Linked DNA regions of Homo sapiens: region 2 is linked to region 1. Evidence: chromatin contacts called from ENCODE Hi-C or POLR2A ChIA-PET data. All regions are on one chromosome and are shown on one strand. The core of a region is the stretch at or near the end of the contact, and the rest is flanking DNA. Distances in the headings are between cores, read along the strand shown.

The links. A loop is a pair of places that touch in the nucleus more often than their neighbours do. ChIA-PET counts read pairs that join two places held with the same protein, here RNA polymerase II (POLR2A). Pooled maps may share reads with other maps.
Region 2: a loop to region 1 is called in a pooled map, with 4 times the contacts of the local background. The contact joins the enhancer-like site here to the promoter of PRKACA in region 1. A Hi-C loop is called at or near these places in 4 of 50 pooled maps. POLR2A ChIA-PET finds 5 or more read pairs at or near these places in 4 of 52 experiments (H1, WTC11, activated CD8-positive, alpha-beta memory T cell and 1 more).

What each region holds. Positions count from the first base shown.
Region 1 is chr19:14,113,668-14,120,595 of GRCh38, forward strand. It overlaps PRKACA (protein kinase cAMP-activated catalytic subunit alpha), which reads right to left and starts at 4,095. Exons shown (of 10, transcript NM_002730.4): 1 at 3,835-4,095. The coding sequence starts at 3,880. LOC124904642 (a long non-coding RNA gene) reads left to right here and starts at 4,547. Exons shown (of 2, transcript XR_007067144.1): 1 at 4,547-5,524; 2 at 5,642-5,897. It overlaps ASF1B (anti-silencing function 1B histone chaperone), which reads right to left. Exons shown (of 4, transcript NM_018154.3): 4 at 5,845-6,928. The coding sequence ends at 6,792. RefSeq lists silencers at 3,676-3,745, 4,156-4,715.
Region 2 is chr19:14,366,816-14,373,743 of GRCh38, forward strand. No RefSeq gene overlaps it. Among named protein-coding and RNA genes, the nearest start is that of LINC01841, 6.3 kb to the left of the region's middle. RefSeq lists enhancers at 1-96, 3,978-4,047 and a silencer at 1-48. Within about 2 kb of position 3,001, at least 19 of the 41 ENCODE cell types and tissues checked have a DNase peak (open chromatin) inside an H3K27ac peak, as active enhancers do.

The DNA.
Region 1 (6,928 bases), core at 2,845-5,344:
TGGGGCAGGAATGCCCAGCCTGGGCTGGGCCCCCTACTCGAGGCTGGCTGATTCCTCCAGTGGAGCCTGGATTCCCTGCTCTGGGCTTACCTAAATGACACAACTCTGAGCTGGACCCCAACACTGGCTGGAACGACCCCCATTCTGAGCTGGACCCCAACACTGGGATGGCTCATCCTACAGTCTGAGCTGAACCCCAACACTGGGATGGACCACTCCACCACCCCTCTCTGAGCTGGCCCCCTGCCGGGTGGACCATCCTCCCTTGTCTGAACTGGGCCACCGATCCCCTCTCTCTTCCCCAGGCCGCACAGCCCGGGGCTGTACAGGAGGCGTTTCCAGGGCCAGCCAGGGGTTCACATCCTTCTTCTCTTCGCCTGTGCCCCAGACCCCGCTGCAGCCCCTCCCTGACTTAAGGGGCAGAGTGTGCCTAGGAAGTTGCTATAGTAACAGGACTCAGCCTCACCATCGCTGGAGTTGGAAGCCATCACTCAGTCCTGTTCTCAGGGCACCGGCACTACGGTGGCTGGGAAGGCTCATGAGACCTGCCGTGTCTGTTCGGCTGTCTGTCCCCAGAACCCTGCCTGCAGGGGGAGCTAGGGAGCCGTGGGGTGGGAGCAGGAAGAGAAACCCAACCCAGAGGCCACTGGGTGTGGAGGAGGGACAGATAGGGCCCTCCGAGTTTCTGTAGACGCGGTTGCGCTAAGGGGAGAGCTGCCTTGATAAGACCTCTTGGGCACCCATACAACTGCCAAGGCACAGAAGGTGTTTGGCCGTCTTAGGCATCCATAGGATGTTACACGGCACTAGTTCTTCCCATCTAGGGTCTTCTTGGGGGGTGCTTTTCTCTCTTTGCCAGGATCTGCTTGTGTCCTGGGGATCGGGGGCTCCCTTTTACTAGCTCTGCCCCTTCCCCTGTGGGCCAGCTCCCAGGGGTATCTTCAGCCAGTGCCAGCCACGACCTGAGCCCCACTTGGCTGTCTGACCTGGGCGCCTGCCCCCTGGGGCCGCTGCTCCCTCTCCATTCTTCCAACTTGGCCAGAGCCTGGGCCTTAGTCTTTTTTCTTGGCCCTCTCAGCTCTCCCAATGGCTTTGCCATCTTTGGGTGTAGATTCCCCCAACTCCACTCCAGGGTTCATTCTGGATCCCTGGCCTCTTGGGAGGAGGCGGACTCTGTCCTGCCCTGGCACAGAGATGGTACCACAGGGGACTGCAGGATGCTTAACTGGTGCCTCCCAAGGCCTGGGCATTTTCCTGACCCCAGTCGGGCCGGCGTCTGGCAGATGAAATCCAGGTGCCCCCTGCAGGCTGGCCTGGCTACTGCCCCTGCCCCTGCCCCACCCTTCTAAGAGGGCAAATTTTGTCTAACTCCATCCTCTCAGAATCAGAGCGCCTCAAAGCAAAGAGGGACTTCCTTCCTCATCTTATTTCCTTCTCTGGGAGCCTCTGGGAGGAAGTACAGCTTCGGGCGTTTCTCAACGTGTGACATAGTCCCATTGGCAGAACATGACATGATTTTCGGGATGTTTCATTTATCTAGTTACACTGTATTTAATGCGTATCAGAGAAAATATAACTGGCATGGCAATCCCATGATTTCATTTATATTATTGTTTAGAATGAGCTCCAAGTTTACATCTGAACACAAGTGAGTAAAACTTTTATTATTTTAAATTAAGAAAATATGATAGAGTAAAAATCTGGGAGGCTGCTGAAAAATGTCAAAGTCGGGGAATTCTGGGGTCCAAGAAGTTTGCTGGTAGATGGATCTGGATGTGAATCCTGCCTCTGTGACATCATCTATGTCATGGATGTCATTTCTACCAGAGGGCTCCTTTGGAAAATTTGGATAACAGCCCGTTATGAAAGTCACCAGAGTAGGTATCTCTATCCGCCTGGCCATTTAGCCTGTGGCACAGCCTAGATGCCCAATAAATAGTAGCTCTATTTTACCATGATCATTCATTCCTGGGTGTCTGACCTGTGCTCTGAGAGAATCAGTGGTTCCTTCCAGAGCCTCTGATCTTTTTCTTGGGATCCTTTTTCTTGTGTGGCTTTCCACCCCCCACCACATGTGTCTGATAGCCTTGAAGGTTTTCCAGGACTGTCATCTCCCCAACTTTCAACTGAGCTACCGCAATATATAGCTGCCTGCCTCTACCTTCCACCTCCCAGCTGGCCTCACCTGCTGGGGGCCTGACTCCTCCCCCCCCGGCCAAGTCCCCTCCAAGCTCATGCCCAGACCTTTTTTGGACACTACCCACCTGCTCCTCTGTCATCAGGCACTCAGCTACAGGCATTTCCCTCCCCAGCCCCCACCCATTGGTGACATGTCAGGCCTCTTCATGATCGCTCTGTGACTCTGAGTTCTGCTATTTGAATCCGTATGGGAATAAAGTTCCCTGGCTTTCATACCTTTCTGGGAGGGGGCATTCAGGAAACTCAGATGCTGGGGTTTGAGACCAAAAACTGGCCTTCCTTTTCGACCAATAGTTCCGACTATTTCTGGGTAAGTGGACAGGGGATCCCAGCTGCCTTCCAGCTTTCAGACTGGAGTGACAACAATTTAAGAGCTGTAAAAATTGGGAATGGGGTTCAAGACCATTTCTGATGGTATTTCCAGATAGAGAATCTCTTTCTCTGGCTGGCTGGAAAAGACCAACCTAATGTGTGGGCAAGTGGGTGAAACAGGTCTCTCTCTGGCTGAGCCCTGGGAATGATCAGAATCACTAGACGTCAAAGCAAATCACTAGACGTCACCCATTACTCTCTTTGACTGCCTCCTCCTCCCCAGTGCTCTTTCTGACCATCTCAGTTAGAACCGAATGAACCTCGCTAAACCCAGACACTTTTCATCCCAAGCCAGGAGTGGTGGAAGAAGCCCCAGGGACTGGGTGAATGACGGAGCCTCAGTTGTGAAACGACCATTTATTGAGGGGCCCTCCATGGAGCCTAGAGCTCACTGCAAGACAGGAAATGAGAGGGGGCTCTGCCACCACCCCCTTACCCCAACGCAGGAAAGAGGATGCAATGAATCCCAACAAGACCAGCTCAAACTTGGCTTTGGAAGCACTGAAGCAATTCTCTACGTTCATAAACAGTCTGCTACCCCAGCCAGGGACAGACGCTTGCTTGGAGGACGGAGCACAAGCAGAGCAGCAGAATGACAGAGTGACAGGATGAGAGAGGCAGAGGGACCCAGAAAGATCCTGTCCCCCATGCCAAGTGACACAGAAGAAAAAAATAATGCTGGAGGTGGCTCTGGGAAATGTTCAGGGGGCAGGATGGGTTTGGAAGGGGGGGCTGTGCTAAGGTGAAGAGGGAAAGGGCAGGAGAAAGATGGCGGGGGCTGGAGGGGGGAGGGGTGTGGTCAGCAAGTGGCCAAGGTCCCTGCGCGGTGGAGGCAGACAGACCTCATCGCATTCCCAAACTGGTAGAAACCTGGGTCGGGGTCAGGCAGAGGATCCCATAGGTGAGAGAGGTGAGTGAGGAAGTGGGGGGATTAGAATCTGGGAAGAGGGGCCAGGAAAGGAGGGGGTAGGCTGGTGACAGGGGCCCATGTGGGGCCCCAGCGGTCATACGTGCCATGGTTGGCAGTGACAGCTGGGGGGGAGCACGGTCTTTGCAGCATGGGGCGGCCCTAGGGGAAGGGGACCCCTACAGGGGGTACTCTGCGGGCCCGCGGGCCCCAGCCTTGGACAGGCCGGGGCAAGGGGCGCTGGGGGGTAGGCAGAGAGGATGAGGGGCCCCGTAGGGGGAGGGGCCAGGCGATGATGGACAAGGCCAGGGCTGGCAGCGCAGGGCCAAGATCGGGGTCACAGCCCGGGCACTCACCGCTCTCCTGCTCGCTGCCCTTCTTGGCGGCGGCGGCGTTGCCCATCGCGGCGGCGGCGGCCGGGGCCGGTCCCGGAGCTGCGGCGCGGCGGGTGCTGGCTGCGGCCGGCGGCCCCGGAGCGCGCTGGGCGGCGGCGGCGGCGGCCCTCGGGCTGGCTGCGCTAGCTGCGGCGCCGCGACCCCCGCCCAGCCCCTGCTTCCCGCGTCTCTCCGCGCCCGCCCGCCCGGGAACCTCAGCCCAAGATCTCTGCCGCTGTCTGTGACGCCCCCGCAGCCCGCCGCTCATTGGCCTAGGCCGCCCTGACTGACGGCTCAGCGCCGCCTCCCATTGGCCCTCCCGCGACCTTCCCGCGCCACTATAGGCTCTCAGCCTCGGGACACGCACCGCGGACTCTCGGCCATTCACTCGCTCGCGAGGCCGCAGCTGGGCGGGCAGACGCGTCCGATTGGCCGAGACGCTGGACTGGGCCCGGGGTCCGCCCTGCGAGGCCGCCGATTGGCGGAGGTGCCGGGTCCGCCAAGCCCCCCAGCAGAACGCTCAGTGTCAATCCGGGGGTGAGAGGGCGGGGCGGAGACGCAGTCTGCGGGCCCGGGCCGGCGGGGCGGGGCGGCGGAGGCTGGCTGGCGGCCGCGCAGCGCTCCGAGGCTCAGGAGGCGGCCCCGGCGGGCGCCCGGCCGGCCCCGCGCGCGCCGCAGTCCCCCGCCCCCGCTCAGTGCGGCAGCGGCTGTCGGCCAGCCGGAGTTGGCGCCGCGGCCTGCCCGGCGCAGCCGCTGTCCACCTGCCAGCGGGGGAGGGGCGCGGCCGGCGCGCGGGTCAGAGGTCGCCCGGCCGCCGCCGGCGTCATTCATAAGGCCTGGCGCTGGGCGGCCGAGGCCAGGCCTGCTTGGGGGCCAGGCCGCGGGGCCTCCTGGGTTTTCCCAGCCGCACTCAGGAGGATGCCGGGCCCGGCGCAAGGGGTGGCTGGGAAGGGGCGCTCAGTGTCCACCCCTTTGCTGGGCCCTAGCCCTGGGCTCCTGCCAGTAGTAAGAGCTGGCACCCACTTAACGCTCCTTCGCACCACACTCCCATCGCGTAGGTGCTACCATCATCACTCCCATTGCACAGATGAGGAATCTGGGGTACAGCCAGGCAGATTCCCTGCTCCTGTTCCCCGTCTGTATTTCCTGTCTGGGCAATGCGAAGGGAACCTGCCCCTTCCTTCAGGATCCTCTTTCAGTACACACTTAGCAGAGGACAGTCGGGGTTTCCCAACTGCGACACTACTGACGGTGAGGCTGGATCATTTTCTGCTGGGGGGTGTCTTGTGCACCACTGGGTGTTGAGCAACATCCCCCGCCTCTACCCACTGGATGCCAGTAGCCCCTCCTCTATCTTCCTGCTGGCTGTGGCAACCGCTGTCTCCTGACATTGGTGAATGTGCTCTTGCGGGGCCGAACTGCTCCTGATTGAGAAGCACTTAAGAGAGGGTCAGGGGAGGGGAGAAGCCAGGTCACCCCGACTCGGAAGGGCTAGCTGGGCTTAACTACAAGCCGATCTGCTGCTTCGACTTGAATAGCCTCCACCTTCTCCAGCTGCTGTCTGCCCCCATGTTCCCAGATCAACCACAGTTCCAGGGAGGGAGAGTCAGAGCCTTTCTGTGAACTATGGGGAAATGGCTGACCACTCCGCCTCTGGATGGATAGATACATGGTAAGGTTTAGTAAAATTTAATAAAAGCATTGCTGTTTGTGTGTTGGGATCACGATGTTAATTTCCTGTGGGTCAAGGGCAAAGTCTGAAAAATCACTCATTATAATCTATCTGCAGGACAGCTGGTTTAAGTTTTGACAAAGAAAAACCCCTCCTGGAACCTCAGTCTGGAATACAACTGTAGAACCAATTAAGACTGGAGTAGGAAGCTGGAAAGAAGACGTGGGACAGCCAACCCACTGGACAGGGCAAGAGGCCACTTCTGGGGGAGAGTGGACAAAGTTGCTTCAGTCCACCAGAGACAAAAGCACAAACAATCATTCTAAATGAAGTGCTTTTAATTTTCAGACCAAACATTTTTAATATAAAAACATTTTGATAATATACAAACAGCAATCACAACAGCATCCACATGGCAGCAAGGGGACCAGGGCACAGAGAGGGGGAGCGGGCTGGGGAGGGACAGTTTTCAGGGTCCCAGTTGCTTCCCTGGCTTGAAATCACCCTGGTCCTAGCAGAGGACAGGTTAAGGCTGCCAGAGGCAGAGGGTCCCTGACCCTGGCCCGGAGACAGACTGCCCAGGCAGGCCCTCTGATACCATCTTCCAACCATGGCAGCCTCCAGGAAAAGCCAGATCCATTTAGGAGATAACAGGAAGGTGGCTGTGATTGACAGGAAAGGCAACATGGTTCCTCAGCATCCTGCTGATCACACCTCTGGGAGGGGCTGCTGGATTGAAGAGGACCTAAGAATCTTCCTGGGAGCAGGACAGAAATGGGATCTAAGTCTACCTACTAACTAACATTCCCGCCTGTGACACCAGAAAGCTGGAGTGGGTCTGCTCAGATGTACAGGAAGAGAAAGGAATGACAAAGCCTTTGGCTCAGCAGGACTGGAGCCTTGACAGGCACTGACCAAGAAAGCCTCTAGGTGGGCCAGGGAGGTCTGTGGGAAAGCTTTGGATCAATGGTACTCAAGGGTGCACAGTGGCACAGTGGCCTTAGTTAGAATTTATGAAGACGAAAAGAACACAAGTCAGAATTTAGAACTGAAGTACCTGCTTCTTATAGGCCTGTAGAGGAAAAGCGAGATCATCCTTCTGGCCAGGACTAGGGGAGACCCAAGGCCTGTTCTTTCCTAGGGGCTGAGTTTGACAGACCTGGATTGCAGCTGATGGCCCCCAAAGTCCTCTAGATGGGCCCTGCAGGACTCGCTGGGAGGCCTGGTTGCCCCTCCCGGCGTGCTGGGACACTCTGGGTTCCTGCAGTTAGATGCAGTCCATGGAGTTCTCAGGGAGGAGGCCAGGGATGCAGCCAGGGAGCCCCAAGCCCTTGATAGGAGTGCAGTTGAGTGGGAGGCCGCAGCCCAGGGAGGGGTCCTGGGTCTCTATGGCCTCCAGCCTGT
Region 2 (6,928 bases), core at 1,751-4,250, 250 kb after region 1:
GTCAGAGCAAGTCACGTGGCCACACAAGTGGGTGGAGCAATGCCTTCCTACCTTGTACCTGGAGGGAGAAAGAGCTGGAATATTGGTGAATCGCTCAGTGATCATAGCAGTGTCCCTGGGTGAGGTCCAGAGGGCAGCTGTATGTCTGGAGGTAGACAGGGAGGTCCAGGTGGAGACATGTAAGAGGCTTTGGGATATAATTGGTATTGACTTCTTGGAGGGCCTGATCACCCCCTACTATGGAGGACACATGGGGGTCACCTGCCAGGACCCACAGGATGGGAATCCTGCCCCAGTCTCCTCTGAGACTGGATTTTTTTTTTTTTTTGATTTTTTTTTTGAGACAGGATCTCGCCGAAGTACAGTGGTGCAACCATATAGTTCGCTGCAGCCTCAACCTCTTGGGCTCAAGCAATCCTCCTGCCTCAGCCTCCCGAGTAGCTGGGACCAGAGTCATGTGCCATCAGGCCTGGGTAATTTTTAAACTTTTTTTGTAGAGATGGGGGTGCGGGTCTCGCTATGTTGCCCTAGCTGGTCTTGAACTCCTGGCCTTAAGCGATCCTCCTGCCTCGTCCTGCCAAAGCGAGCCACCGTGCCTGTCCTTCAGCCTGGATAAAATTTGTGGTGAAATACACATGACATGAAATGTTCTATCTTAACCATTTTAAGTGTACAGTTCAGTTACATTAAGAAAATTGTCAGGCCGGGCGTGGGGGCTCATGCCTGTAATCCCAGCACTTTGGGAGGCTGAGATGGACAGATCACTTGAAGTCAGAAGTTCAAGACCAGCCTGACCAATATGGTGAAACCCCGTCTGTCCTAAAAATACAAAAATTGGCCAGGCACGGTGGTGTGAACCTGTAGTCCCAGCTACTGGGAGGCTGAGACAAGAGAATCACTTGAACCCAGGAGACAGAGGTTGCAGAGAGCCAAGATTGAGCCACTGTACTCCGGCCTGGGCAACAGAGTGAGACTCAGTCTCAAAAAGAAAAGAAAATTCTCAGTTGGGCACAGTGGCTCACACGTGTAATCCCAGCACTTTGGGAGGCTGAGGTGGGCAGATCATCTGAGATCAGGAGTTTGAGACCAGCCTGGCCAACATGGTGACACCCTGGCTGTACTAAAAATACAAAAATTAGCCAGGAATGGTTGTGCACACCTGTAATCCCAGCTACTTGGGAGGCTGAGGCACGAGAATCACTTGAACCCAGGAGGCAGAGGTTGCAGTGAGCCCAGATTGTGCCACTGCACTGCGGCCTGGGCAACAGAGTAAGACCCCGTCTCAAAACAAAACAAAACAAAAACCAGAAAAAATAAATTCTCATAGTTGCCACTGACACCATCATTCATCTCCAGAACTTTTTCATCTTGCAAAACTAAAACTGTATCCACAAAACAACTCCCCGTTCCTCCTCCCTCCAGTTCCTGGAAACCACAATTCTACTTTCTGTTTCTATGAATTTGACAAGTTTAGTTACTTCCTGTAAATGTGATCATACGGTATTTGTTCTTTTGTGGCAGGTTTATTTCACTTAGCATAATGCCCTCAGGGTGCATTCATGTTATATGTACGAGAATTTCCTTCCTCTTTAAGGCTGAGTAATATTCCACTGTATAGATAGACCACATTTTGTTTATCCATTCATCTATCCATGGAGACTGGTTGCTTTCAACTTTTGGCTATTTTAGCTAATGCTGCCGTGAACATAGGTGTACAGATGTCTCTTTGAACTTTGCTTTCAATTCGGGTGTCTATGCAGAAGTAGAATTGATGGATCATATGACAATTCTATGTTTAATTTTTTTTTTTTTTTTGAGATGGAGTCTTGCTCTGTCACCCAGGCTGGAGTGCAGTGGCGCGATCTCCGCTCACTGCAACCTCCACCTCCCGGGTTCAAGCGATTCTCCTGCCTCAGCCTCTCGAGTAGCTGGGATTAGAGGCAGCTGCCACCACACCCGGCTAATCTTTGTATTGTTGTCCAGGCTGGTCTCAAACTCCTGACCTCAAATGGTCCACCCACCTCGGCCTCTCAAAGTGCTGGGATTACAGGCATGAGCCACCATGCCTGGCCTCTATGTTTAATTTTTTTAGGACTCTCCATACTGTTTTCCACAGTGGCTGCACCATTTTACATTGTCACCAGCAGCCCACAATGGTTTCAATTTATGGGGTTTTGTTTTGTTTTGCTTTTTTTTTTTTTTTTTTTTGGACAGGGTCTCACTCTGTTGCCCAGGCTGGAGTGCAATGGTGCAATCATAGCTCACTGCAGCCTTGACCTCCTGGGATCAAGCGATCCTCTTGCCTCGGCCTCCCAAGTAGTTGGGACTACAGGTGCATGCCACCATGCTCAGCTAATTTTTAAATATTTTTAGAAATGAAGTCTTCCTTTGTTGCCCAGGCTGGTCTTGAACTCCTGGCCCAACTGATCCTCTCTCCTTGGCCTCCCAAAGCATTGGGATAACAGTTGTGAGCTACCACTTCTAACCTATTTTCTGTTTTTTTGATAGTAGCCATCCTAATGGGTGTTAGGTAGTATCTCACTGTGGTTTTTATTTGTTTATTCATTTATTTATAGAGATGGAGTCTTGCTATGTTGCCCAGGCTGGTCTCAAACTCCTGGCCTCAAGTGATCCTCCCACCTCGGCCTCCCAAAGTGCTGGAATTACAGGCGTGAGCCACCGCACCTGGCCTGTGGTTTTGATTTGCATTTCCCTAATGATTGGTGACTTTGAGTATCTTTTCATAGGCCTATTGGACATTTGTCTGGCCTGGAATTTTAACAACTCTGTTTCAAAGGAAGCACAGAGTGTGGGTGTCAATCTCCTTGCCAATGTCAGGGCCGCCTGACCTCGTGGATAGCAGGCAGCCCAGAGCTGGCTCCTCGGGCCGGACAGAAGCTGGGCATGAGAGGCTGTCGTGGGAGTGACAATTCCACTAGGGGAATGCCAGATTGCCACTGAACTTTGTCACTAAGACCCACACCAAAGGCCCCAGAAAGCCCCAGTGACACTTTTGCCCCTAGATAGGAGGGTACCGACAGGAAATGCTGTCAGAAAAATGCCTCCTTGTACACTCAAAAATGGCTTTTGCCGTCTGCCCAGAGGGGCCCCTCTCCCCCTGACTCACCGTAGCAGCGCGTGGAGGACAATTTTGGCTGTGACAACGTCACGCCCGCTGCGGGGAGTTGATCTGCAAGCCACAAACGTCATTCATTCCTCTCCACCTCCAGGATTTGGAACATCTCCCCGGACCACAGATTTTTCCTTCAATCAACTTGCTTTTCCTTTAAAAAAAAAAAAAAAACTTAAATGAATTTATTTGGGAAGGAACTTTTATGCCACCACCACAAAAGGAAACAAAAGGAAACCAGGGCCATTTCCATAAGTAGAAAGCAACAGCAAAAGGACCTATATTTGTAGGGGTGGGGGTGAAATTAAACTTGCTTCCTGCTGTCGCCTGGTTGAAGCCTCAAGAGCCGGGACTAGGGTAGGGAGAGGGAGGTGCCCAGGCGTAGAATATAATGAGTCGCTCACTCGCAGGACCCTGGGATCCACAGCCTCACCCTCCAGTGAAGCTCTGGATCAAAGAGACTGCTCTTTTTGTTTAAAAAAAAAAATTGAAAGGAGACAAAAAGGGAAAGAAATAGGCCAGGCGCAGTGGCTCACGCCTGTAATCCCAACAGTTTGGGAGGCAGAGGCGGGAGGATCGCTAGAGCTCAGGAGTCCAAGACCAGCCTGGGCAACATAATGAGACCCCTGTCTCATTATAAAAAAGTAAAGAAAAAAAATGGGGAAGGAAATTAAAAACCGAAAGCGACGACTGAAGTGTTTAGAGGTGTCAGAGATATAGCTGTGAAAAACTCAGACTTCTTTTTTTTTTTTTTTTTTTTTTTGAGACAGAGTTTCGCTCTGTCGCCCAAGCTGGAGAGCAGTGGCGTCATCTCGGCTCACTGCAACCTCTCTGCCTCCCAGGTTCAAGCAATTCTCCTGCCTCAGCCTCCTGAGTAGCTGGGATTACAGGCATGCGCCACCATGCCCGGCTAATTTTTGCACTTTTAGTAGAGGCAGGATTTCACCATGTTGGCCAGACTGGTCTCAAACGCCTGACCTCAAGTAATCCACCTACCTCAGCCTTCCAAAGTGCTAGGATTACAAGCATAAGCCACCATGCCTGGTCTATTTTATTTATGTATTTATTTTATTTTATTTTTTTGAGACAGAGTCTCACTCTGTCACCCTGGCTGCAGTGCAGTGGTGCGATTTCGGCTCACTGCCACCTCTGCCTCCTAGGCTCAAGTGATCCTCCCACCTCTGCCTCCCAAGTTGCTGAGACTACAGGTGCACACTACCATGCCCAGCTAATTTGTGGAGTTTTTGTAGAGATGAGGTCTCGATATGTAGCCCAGGCTGCTCTTGAACTGCTGGACTCAAGCAATCTTCCTGCCTCGGTCTCCCAAAGTGCTGGGAATACAGGCATGAGCCACTGCACCCGGCCTGTTTTTTTTTTTTGTTTTTGTTTTTTTTTTTTATGGAGGTGAGATTGACATGACATAAAATAGACCCTTTTAAAGTGCATGGTTCAGCGCCATTTAGTACATTCACTACGTTGAGCAACCATCACCTCTATCTAGTTCCAGAATGTTTTCAACACCGCAAAAGGAAACCCCGTCCTCATTACCACTCATTCCTCATTCCTCCTCCCCAGCCCCTGGCAACCACCAATCTGTTTTCTGGCTATGAATTTGCCTATTCTGGACATTTCATATAAATGGAATCGTGCACTATGTGACCTTCTGTGTCTGGCTTCTCTCACTCAGTATCATGTTTTCAAGGTTCATCCACCCTGTAGCATGGATCAGAGCCTCGTTCCTTTTTATGGTTGAATTAAAAATCGCTTTTTATGGTAATTGTGAACCGTGCTGCTATGAACATGGGTGTATAAGTATCTGTTTGAGGTCAGGCACAGTGGCTCATGCCTGGAATCCCAGCGCTTTGGGAGGCTGAGGTGGGCAGATCATTTGAGGTCAGGAGTTTGAGACCAGCCTGACCAACACGGTGCAACCCTCTCTCTACTAAAATACAAAAATTAGCCGGGCATGGTGGTGGGTGCCTGTAATCTCAGCTACTCGGGAGGCTGAGGCAGGAGAATCACTTGAACCCAGGAGGTGGAGGTTGCAATGAGCTGAGATCGCGCCACTGCACTCCAGCCTGGACAAGAGTGAGACTCCATCTCAAAAAATAAAATAAACATAAGTATCCATTTGAGTGTCTGCCTTCAGTTTTCTCAGGTGTATACTCAGGAGCAGAATGGCTGGATCACAGGGTCACTCTACACGTAACTTTTTGAGGAGCCGCAAACTGTTTTCTATGCCTGGAAAGAAGTGAAAGGGAGACCTCCATCCAAGGGACAGAGCCCTGGGGATGGGTTGATTCTCACCAATGCTTTCCCATCGCTTCTTTCTGGGACTGGCTGGGACCGTCAGTGCCATCTGTGGCCCTATTTCTCGGGAACCCACAAGCCCACAACAGAAGAGGCCCAGAGGCATGCGGAGGGGTTGACCCGGGTGGGCACCCAGCCTGAATAAGCCCCCTTCCTCCCCTGGCCTTCCCCACCCATCGAAAGTCAAGGGAAGGATTCTGAGACCCCCGTCCTCACAGTGCCCCCCAGAAGCCTGACCCCATCCTTATCGGGACATCAGCACCACCCCGCTCAGAAGACTTTGCAAAATGGGGAAGACACTGAGAGCTGCAAGAAAGTGACAAAAATGCCACCAAGTGTCACACAGCGTTCCCAGCTCAGGGCTTCTTGTTGGCTGCCACCAGTTCCCCACCCCCACAGCCACCCCTGAGCTGTTCCCCTCCCCCACCCTACTCTCCTTTGCTTCCTCTAAACGCTTCTCCTTAAAACCTTTAAACATTTTAAAATTCTTTTTTAAATATTTGTATAGAGCCTCAGGTTTATAGAATAAATGAAACAATGCAATTCTTGGGACCATCGGTCTATCCATGATCAGCTTTATTTTACTTACTTATTTACTGAGACAGAGTCTCACTCTGTGGCCCAGGCTGGAGTGCAGTGGTGAGATCATAGCTCACTGCAACCTCAAACTCCCAGGCTCAAGAGATTCTCCCACCTCAGCCCCCTGAGCAGCTGGGATTACAGGCACGTGCCACCACTCCTGGCTAATTTTTGCATTTTTTGTAGAGACTGGGTTTTACCATGTTGCCCAGGCTGGTCTAGAATTCCTGGGCTCAAGGGATCCTCCCGCCTCAGCCTCCCAAAGCGCTGAGATCACAGGCATGAGCCACTCTCCCTGGCGCATTTTATCTTCCTTGATACAAACTCTTTTCAGAATTCTCTGTTTTTGCTTTGGTCTCTGATAAAATCACGTCTGAATATAACCGCAAAACACCACATGCCTGCGTTACATGGCGTTATGTTAAACAGCCATCATTTTGGCTGGGTGCAGTGATCCATGCCCATCTCTACTAAAAATACAAAAAAATTAGCCGGGCGTGGTGGTGCGCGCCTGTAATCCCAGCCACTTGGGAGGCTGAGGCAGGAGAATGGCTTGAACCGGGGGGCGGAGGTTGCAGTGAGCCGAGATTGTGCCACTGCACTCCACACTCCAGTCTGTCGACAGAGCAAGAGACTCTGTCTCAAAAACACACACACACACACACACAAAACAGCCATCATTTTAGGAAACGTTTATACCTGGAAACTTCTGTGTGTATTATTCACAATTTGCGGGAATAAAGAATTTTACTTTGCAAGAAAATATGTAAATTAAAAAATAAAAGGGAAGGAAGGCATACCCATGAGCCTCCCTCTTCACCAAGAACTGAGATATGACCTTGTTCCCATGCTCCCATGTTTATCTTGCTGATTACCACCACTCCGAATATTCTTTGCCCCTTATTCCTT